Linked DNA regions of Homo sapiens: regions 2 and 3 are each linked to region 1. The links are chromatin contacts, found by Hi-C or POLR2A ChIA-PET in ENCODE. All regions are on one chromosome and are shown on one strand. The core of a region is the stretch at or near the end of the contact, and the rest is flanking DNA. Distances in the headings are between cores, read along the strand shown.

What was found. Hi-C counts contacts between places; a loop is a spot of excess contacts on that map. ChIA-PET counts read pairs that join two places held with the same protein, here RNA polymerase II (POLR2A). Pooled maps may share reads with other maps.
Region 2: a loop to region 1 is called in a pooled map, with 7 times the contacts of the local background. The contact joins two enhancer-like sites. A Hi-C loop is called at or near these places in 1 of 168 maps with a recorded cell type or tissue (Calu3), 1 of 37 single-sample maps with no recorded cell type and 4 of 50 pooled maps.
Region 3: a map of MCF 10A shows a loop between it and region 1 (6-fold over the local background). The contact joins two enhancer-like sites. A Hi-C loop is called at or near these places in 4 of 168 maps with a recorded cell type or tissue (Calu3, HepG2, MCF 10A and 1 more), 25 of 37 single-sample maps with no recorded cell type and 11 of 50 pooled maps. POLR2A ChIA-PET finds 5 or more read pairs at or near these places in 3 of 52 experiments (MCF 10A, OCI-LY7 and PC-9).

The regions. Positions count from the first base shown.
Region 1 is chr6:63,351,873-63,354,572 of GRCh38, reverse strand. It overlaps a transcript of LGSN not described here. Among named protein-coding and RNA genes, the nearest start is that of LGSN, 33 kb to the right of the region's middle. RefSeq lists enhancers at 1,331-1,420, 1,521-1,790, 1,861-1,970. Within about 2 kb of position 1,357, at least 9 of the 41 ENCODE cell types and tissues checked have a DNase peak (open chromatin) inside an H3K27ac peak, as active enhancers do; they include OCI-LY7, where a contact is called at or near this core.
Region 2 is chr6:63,662,184-63,664,945 of GRCh38, reverse strand. All of the region lies in intron 2 of PHF3 (PHD finger protein 3), which reads right to left. Among named protein-coding and RNA genes, the nearest start is that of PHF3, 28 kb to the right of the region's middle. Within about 2 kb of position 1,330, at least 3 of the 41 ENCODE cell types and tissues checked have a DNase peak (open chromatin) inside an H3K27ac peak, as active enhancers do.
Region 3 is chr6:63,684,336-63,687,118 of GRCh38, reverse strand. It overlaps PHF3 (PHD finger protein 3), which reads right to left. Exons shown (of 16, transcript NM_001370348.2): 4 at 1,208-2,783. Among named protein-coding and RNA genes, the nearest start is that of PHF3, 50 kb to the right of the region's middle. RefSeq lists an enhancer at 1,142-1,511. Within about 2 kb of position 1,503, at least 4 of the 41 ENCODE cell types and tissues checked have a DNase peak (open chromatin) inside an H3K27ac peak, as active enhancers do; they include OCI-LY7, where a contact is called at or near this core.

The DNA of each region.
Region 1 (2,700 bases), core at 108-2,607:
TCCATAGTGGCTGTACTAATTTACATTCCCATCAACAGTGTACAAGAGTTACCTTTTCTTTGCATCCTCACCAGCATCTGTTATATTTTTGTCTTTTTAATAATAACTATTCTAACTGGGGTAAGATGGTATCTCATTTTGGTTTTAATTTACATTTCCCTGATGATTAGTGACGTTGAACATTTTTTCATGTATTTGCTGGCCATTTGTGTGTCTTCGTCCAAGAAATGTTATTCAGACCTCTTGCCCACTTTTTAAAGGGATTATTTATTTATTTTTTTTGCTGTTTGAGTTCCTTATGTATTTTGGATATCAGTCCCTTGTCAGACAAGCAGTTTGCAAATATTTTCTCCCATTCAGCAGGCTGTGTTTTCATGATATTGATGGTTTTCTTTGTTGTGCAGAAGCTTTTTAGTTTAATATGGTACCATTGTCTATTTTTATTTTTGTTACCTGTACTTTTGAGGTCTTAGCCATAAAGTCTTTGCCTAGACCAATGCCCTAAAGTGTTTTCTCTAGGTTTTTTCCCTAGTAGTTTTATAGTTTGAGGTCTCATGTTTAAGTCTAATCCGTTTTGAGTTGATTTTTATATGTAGTGAGAGATAGGGGTCTAGTTTCATTCTTCTGTGTATAAATATCCAGTATTCTTAGCACCATTTATTGAAGACGGTGTCCCTTTTCCCAATGTATATTCTTGGCAACTTTATAAAAAAAATCAGTTGCCTTATATGTAGACTTATTTCCAGGTTCTCTATTCTGTTTCATTGGTCTATGTGTCAGTTTTTGTATCACTGTAATGATGCTTTGGTTACTATAACCTTGTAATATATTTTGAAGTCAGGTGGTGTGATGTCTGCAGCTTTGTTCTTTTTGCTGAGGACTGCTTTGGCTACTCAGGCTCTTTTTTGGTTTCATGCAAATTTTGAGATTGTTTTTTCAATTTCTGTGAAAAACATTATTTTTTCTTTTTTTTTTTTTTTTTTTGCTACAAACTGCTTCTTTCTAAAAGAGAAATCTAAGTCCAGGTATTAATGAAGTAGGAAAAATTTCAATAATTATAAGAGTATAGTAGAAAACTTCACCTTACGTTCTGTTATGGTTCCCTACAAAATACTCTGTGATAGAAGCTATTTCTCTGGTAGGGAGAGTCTTAAACATCTGTGAGCATATCCAGGAAGGCACTGTTGCCAGGGATGGGAACATTTTCTGCACAGGAGACCCTGTTAGGTACTAAGGATCAGGTTTTCCTGTGTGTCTCAGGATGTTGCCTATTGCCTCTTGCCTGTTGGGTCTGCAACAGAAATCTGCAATTTCTGGCCAGACTGCTCAATTTCCTTCCCCTTTGGTGTTACTGACCTCTGCTGTTAAAAAGCAGCGCCTCTGCTTGCCTCTAAAGCTACTCTCTGGTTTCCAACCATTAAAACATTCAATAACCAATCTCATCATTCTGGAAAACAAATATCCTGGAGCTCAAAGGCTACAGAGACTTTTCCAATTATTTCCTAAAATGGCTTTTTAGATTTGAAAGTTCTTCTGTGAGAACCAGGGTCACGTGTCTGTCTTCAGCGTTACAGAGAAAGACAGATGGAGGTTGTTGCGCTCACAAGAGAAAAGGAAACTTAAGGCAGCTTCCCCTTTTCTTGACCACCGGATGTGTCTTCTGCAACTTCTGTGAACTCCAGTAATTGAGGTCATATTGTGGCATTAAAAAAAAATCCAGCTGTTTGCATGGTTCCCTTAATCCTTACTCTTATCTAATTCAACCACCTAATCTGGCCAAGAAATGTGAGGGGAACAAAATTCTATCCCTTTGTTTGAGAGACAGATGAACAGTCTCTAACATAACCCACAAATAAAACTGTGTGTCTGTGTGTGTGTGTGTGTGTGTGTCTGTGTGTGTGTGAGAGAGAGAGAGAGGAAGAGAGAGAGAGAGAGACAGACTGGAGTGCGGTGGTGTGATCATGGCTCAGTGAAGCCTTGATGTCCCAGGTTCAAGCAATCTTCCCGCCTCAGCCTCTTAAGTAGCTGGGACCACAGGCATGTACCACCACACCTGGTGAATTTTCGTATTTTTTGTAGAGATGGAGACTCTCTATATTGCCAGAGCTGGTCCCGAAATTCTTGGTTCAAGCAATCCTGCCTCAGCCTCCCAAAGTGCTGGGATTCTAGGCGTTAGTCACTACACCTGGCCAAACAAAACATTTTTAAGATTATTGATCTTAGTGGAGTCCTTGTGATAAGGCATAAGCATGACATTCCAAAATAGAAAGAATACAAAACAATGGATTTGCGCATAAATATCTCTACTAACATGTGAGTTTTGGAAAATTCCCTATTTCATGAATCATTAGCTTGTAAGTTTTGTTTTGATGTTATACAAGCATTTCTAAAACAAGTCTGTGTAGATGTTGCCACCTACTGTTTGCCTAGAAACATCCTTCATATAATTCATTTCATGTAACAATAGTCTTTTTTCTAATTGCATTTATTTTCCAGGAAGGTCATTTCTGTCTCAACCATTTCTTGTTTTAAAATTATTTGTCTATTTGTTACTTACTCTTAAGTACCATATCTACGAGGTCATTACAAGAAATTCTTTCTTTATACATTGGAAAATCCTGAGGCAATGACACAATTTTCTTTAAATGTTCTCTGATATATTGAAACAGTAAATCAGTCTCAGGTTTAAAAAGACTATAC
Region 2 (2,762 bases), core at 81-2,580, 310 kb before region 1:
CTAATTAACTAAAATAAAAGCTTTTCTGTATTTAAAACAAAAAAAACTAAGATTATAACTTACAATAAATTTCTATTATTGTAGTTATTGTACAATAACTACAATAAATTTCTTCCATTTAAATGTATGTATAATCGAGTTATCTTTTTCAGCTATGATAGCCATTAAAACCCAGTATCAAGCTCAACTTGGAACCAGATATGTAAAAAATTTTATCAAAATAAGATGAAATTTCCAAAACTAATTAAGCATGTGCAATCATAATGCATTCCAAGTAAGTTCTTATACAACTAATAATTTTAGTTAATAATTTGAAAAGTATAAATATTTTATCTATGGCTCAACATTTTAAAATATTTAATATCTACTGTATTTGTTATACAAAATACATTAATACAGTAAAACAGTAAGACAAGTAATATAAATACACGTAAAAATACTGGTGTGCACTCAAATGTCTTATATATAAACTTACACAATCAAAAAAGTTTGGTTATCTTACCTTAATGAAATATCTCCAATACACAAGTAGCAATTTTGACACCCATCTCCTTCAGAGTAAAACAAGAATTGAATCTCCCTCTAAAATTTCTGATACGAGCAAATGATCATGCTCTATGAACAGAGAACTGGACTTTATCTGATTCCCAAGTTCCACTTGTTAGGGAGGAAATACAGATATACAGTCTAGAAGTCTTTGACAAGTGAGGCAGGATGTGCTCTGAAAAAAAGCCTAGTAGTCAAACCTGGGTCCCAGGATGACCAATGAACTAGGAAAAGGTACTGATCTCAGATTCCTCACAGACTGAACTATAGAAATTGTACTTGAAACTGCTAGCTGTTGCCCAATAACCATTCAGCCATTCTCCCTCATTTACTGGAATTCCTATTTTTTAGCTGGGTACATGGTTACCCATAAAAAAAATGACACTTTTCAATCTACCTTACTGATAGATGAGGTTACTAAGGTGTGGCCAATGGGATGTGAGTAGAAATGAACATACAACTTTCAAGATACAATTTTAAATGAAGGAGATATTACCTTTCCCTCCCCTTTTTTATTGAGTGGAATCAATATCTAATAGCTGAAGGGGCCATCTCAAATTATGCAATAAAGGTGAAATTAGTCATCACACATAATAGCGCAAGGTAGAAGGAGCTTGGGTCCCTGGCACTGTGCGACTCCATACTAGCTCTCAGTCACTTCCTTCTGAGCTACTGCAATTTCTTTCTTTATACCACTGTTATCTGGAGTTTTCTATCACTGTTAGCTGAGTGTAATCCTAACTAAAACCAAGGCCAAAAATTCTGAGTCAAGATGATGACTCAGTAAATTACAACCTATGGGAAGCAAATCCATGATGGCAACAGAGACTAGGAAAATAATATAAAGTCTGGAGTACAGAAAGTGTTTCTGGGGTCAGACAGGAGGCTGAGGAAATGAGAAATGGACAGCCAGGGAGGCTAAGGAGGTCTAGGTCTATGATTTGGAGAAATCTAGGTAGCCAGCTTTCCTACTTCTCTAAAAAAACAAGGATCTGCCACTGCCAAGGAATTATGAAATTCAGCTTCTGTAGCTGGCGGGTACAGAAGCTATCCTATTTCTAGGATAGTGAAGGCGAACCAAGGATAGGGCCTTGAAACAAGTAATCACACTTCTGGGCCACTATAAATTAGCCAGTCTCATCTTGAGATCCCGTAAGAATCAAGATGCAGCTCTCTATCTTTCATCAGAATTTCTTTTTGATCAGTGTCCTCAAAAGATAGCAAAGACCTTAGAGATTTTATTATTTACTTTGCTTCCTGACAGAAAAAAATTAGTAATTATGAGGCTAATTAGACAAAGGAAAAGGAGGTCAAAACTAAGGTTAAGAAAACATTTGCTCAAGGATCCTTGATATTCTTTATATCAAAATTATTTTTTTATTCACTTCCTTAAACTATCCAGGCTGTTGTCCACTCAACTTAAGGGGACTATTCACACTGTATCTTCTGAGATTGGTACCAACTGGAGTTGTCAACCAGTAAAATGCTCTCATCCTAATCTCAGACTCTGTTTATAGAAAATTAGCTTTAGCAGGAAAATAGAAATGACATCAATTATGCTTTAAACAATGTCACCATTTTGGATATTCTCATACTTCAGGAAACTTCCATGTAATCATTCCATGACAATTTATCGTTCTTGTTATGTAAGCACATATTTGATAACTAATTTGTCATTCACGATTCACTTAAAGACATGATAAAAAAACCTATGACCAAAGACCAAAATTAGGGAAAGACAGTATTTTAGGGAGGAAGAGATGGCAGAAAATAGTGCCAATACCAGTAGATCCAGATCAGAAATCTTTTGAGAAGATCCTCCAACTAAGCAATAAATATGGAAGGGAAAAGAGTACAAGGGGAGAAGACACAGGTCTACAGAGTTCCAAAAGAATCCAGGCAGCAACTATAGTAAAAATGGCAACAAGGGATTCTGCAATCCTGTCATGACTAGAAGAAAACAGCGAGAAAAATCACTAGAACTAAAGAAAATAAAATTGATGAATTTTACTCAGCTAGTTCTTACTTTAAATGTGGGCTATAAAACAAAAATTATACCAAAATGATCTTCCTTTGTGTCTGAAGCTGTGGAGCTTCTCCTGTCTATTTAAGGCATTAAAGAGGACCCCAAAATAACTTTTTGAGGAAAATTTTGGCCCTGTCCTCTACAGCAGTGGCCCCCAACCTTTTTGGCACCCGGGACCAGTTTCATGGAA
Region 3 (2,783 bases), core at 254-2,753, 330 kb before region 1:
AAAAAAACCATATAATTAAGAGCATGTAAGTGACAGTGAATGTAGCACTGTATTCAAACAAGTGACAACTTTTAAAAACTGGAATATATTGTTATAAACTAACCCTTGACGCTAAAAATAGGCCACGGGCTGGATCACAAATGAAGAAATACTTTGACATAAAACTTATTTTACACAATAGCCCCAACATCTCCTTTCCGATCTCCCCAATCACCCTAACACCACCAAAATAATATGTTACAACACACTTTACTAAATTGTCCCTCCCTAAAGAGCTTCATTTTTATGTACTAAGATAGTGCTGGGAAAAATCACTCTAGCACACTTTCATGAATAAGGATAAGAAGAATATAATATACAAATTATAATGTTCTTTTATCATATCAGCATTGAAAGAAGTTCCAACAGCAATATGAACACTTGAACAGAATAATCTGGTAGCTGCAAACTCCACTTCATCTCTTGCTTTCCTTTTCTTAAAAAGCTAACAAAAAACACATTGGGGATTGAGGGGTGCAGTGTCATAAAACTACAAATCACTGAATACTAGAAAGAATGATGAAAGTCAGTGCTAAAATCATCTCAAATTTTAAAAAGACTAGAATTCACAAAAAATTATTTAAAACATTCAAAAAAAGAAATACGTTTTTCACTCTATTTCATGTTGACCTGGGTAATCTAACAATTGTTTAGCTGTCAAATTTCACTGCAAGATAAAGTTTGATAGTTATGAAATGGTGTTCTTTAATATGTTTCATTTTAAGAAAAAAAAAAACTTCAAAAGAAAAATAGAATTTCCATTATGACCTTCATACTTTATTACTAGTTCTTCTCACACCAAATGAATTAATATATAACTTACAGACCCAAAGCAGTATAACAATTTTCCAATTACCAGGAAGTGTTTGGCTTTTTTGCAGATGCAGTGGCTAAATTACACTGTCTAACCTGTGACAATGACAAAATATTTCCATGTATGTCAGCTGTTGGCCAGACTATGCTTTTTTAAATGTTCTAGGATGATATATTTGTAAATTCAGTAGATCCATCTTTCTATCATTTATCCAAGACTGATGAAGCTTTTTGTTTTTGCACAGGTCTCTGTGTATCAAATAATGTCTTTAAAACAATTCTCACATTAATCCCACCCCCAAAAAAGCAATTTATTTTCAATGTACACATCACTCATACACACATACACACACACCTGTTGCCATGTGGTTTTTTGCAAAACCCACACTGCTTGCTGGGAGTCCACATATATTTGCTTTCAAATGAGGAGCTATGATCAGAGCCTTCTCTTCTTATGGTAGCTATGTTATCTGGAATGAACAATGGTGGCTCATCTAAAGAAAAACTTTTGCTGCTTCTTCTTTGGCGGGGTTGTAGGTTCTTCTCAGGTTTTTTCAGTTTCAGTTTATCCTCTTCCTTAAAATGCTCAACGCCTGGGTGTTCAAGCTCTTCCTTCACGTGACTATTGGTTTTCATTGCTGGGGCCTGTTGCTGAGGCTTATGACACTGTTTCTGGCTAGAATGTGATACATGTCCAGTTTGTGCAGGATGATGAGGTTCTTTCAAGCAACCAGGATGAGCGTGTGACTTATCACTCAAAGAATGAGTTAAGGGCTTGAAAATTTGTACTAAAGTTTGATCCTGTAATGTTTTTTTCAGTACAGAATGAGCTTGGTTTTTCACAGATTTAACCCCAGAATTGCAACTCTGAATCTTTGGCTCCTTATCAATTTGTTTTTTTCTGACTTTGACTGGCCTATGAAAATTTTGCTGAGATTCTGGTACATCAGTATTTCGTTTCACACTTTTGACATTAACTTTAGTTTTGCTATGTATTACTTCATACTTTGCTGCAACAATTTTCTTCGGAGCATCTGTGGTCATGTTTTGCTTAGAATGAATTACAGGTTTTGTATGTTTGGATTTTACACTTTTTGACTCTAAGTAAGAAACGCTACTTGACTGGCTGTTTCTGTCATCCTGAAGGTTTGCTGTTTCATGGGACTCTATTTTAGTACTTTCTATAGCATTCAACTGTTTTGAATTTTGGTCAGGCACATCACAAATAGCATTTTCCAAGATATTACTTTCCGGTCCAAAAGTACTAGTATCAACCACCTCTAAGTTTGATTTATTAAACTCAGTGCTCTCCAACTGCCTATTAGACTCCGCATCTTCACAATAACCCAACGGTTCAATTTTATTTCTTTCAAGGGTGTTCTCAGTTTTATCAGCAATACCCATGGTATCCTTCAATTCCAAATTACATTCAGTCACTTCATCTACACAACTAGGCAAACCTACAAGGCTGTTTTCTGTCTTATTTGGATTTGTACAAGCAGCATCACTAGAAATATCAGAAGATCCAGCGTCCTCAAGAATATGGTCATCTTCATGGGATAATTTTACTGTCTCCTTTGAATCTTGTTCAACTTTTCTTGTTGCTATCATTTCTTCAACAACAGTCTCACCCGTTTTACCTGAAATGGAATCATTTTGTTCATGTTCTTCTTTATCTGAAAACTTAAACAATGGACTACCAACAGGCTTGGCTTTACATTCCATCAAAGCTTCATTTTTCTTTTCTCCAATAGTAACACAAGTCTCTGAAAGAAGTGAACAATTTAATTCATGAGATGGCACATCTATTTCTCCCGGATTATTACACTTATGCTTAGAATCTAATCCATCTTCATCCTTCATTTCAAGACAAGATGACACTGAAGAATGACTTGAAGACACTGATACTTCAGGTACCACTTCAATTTGTC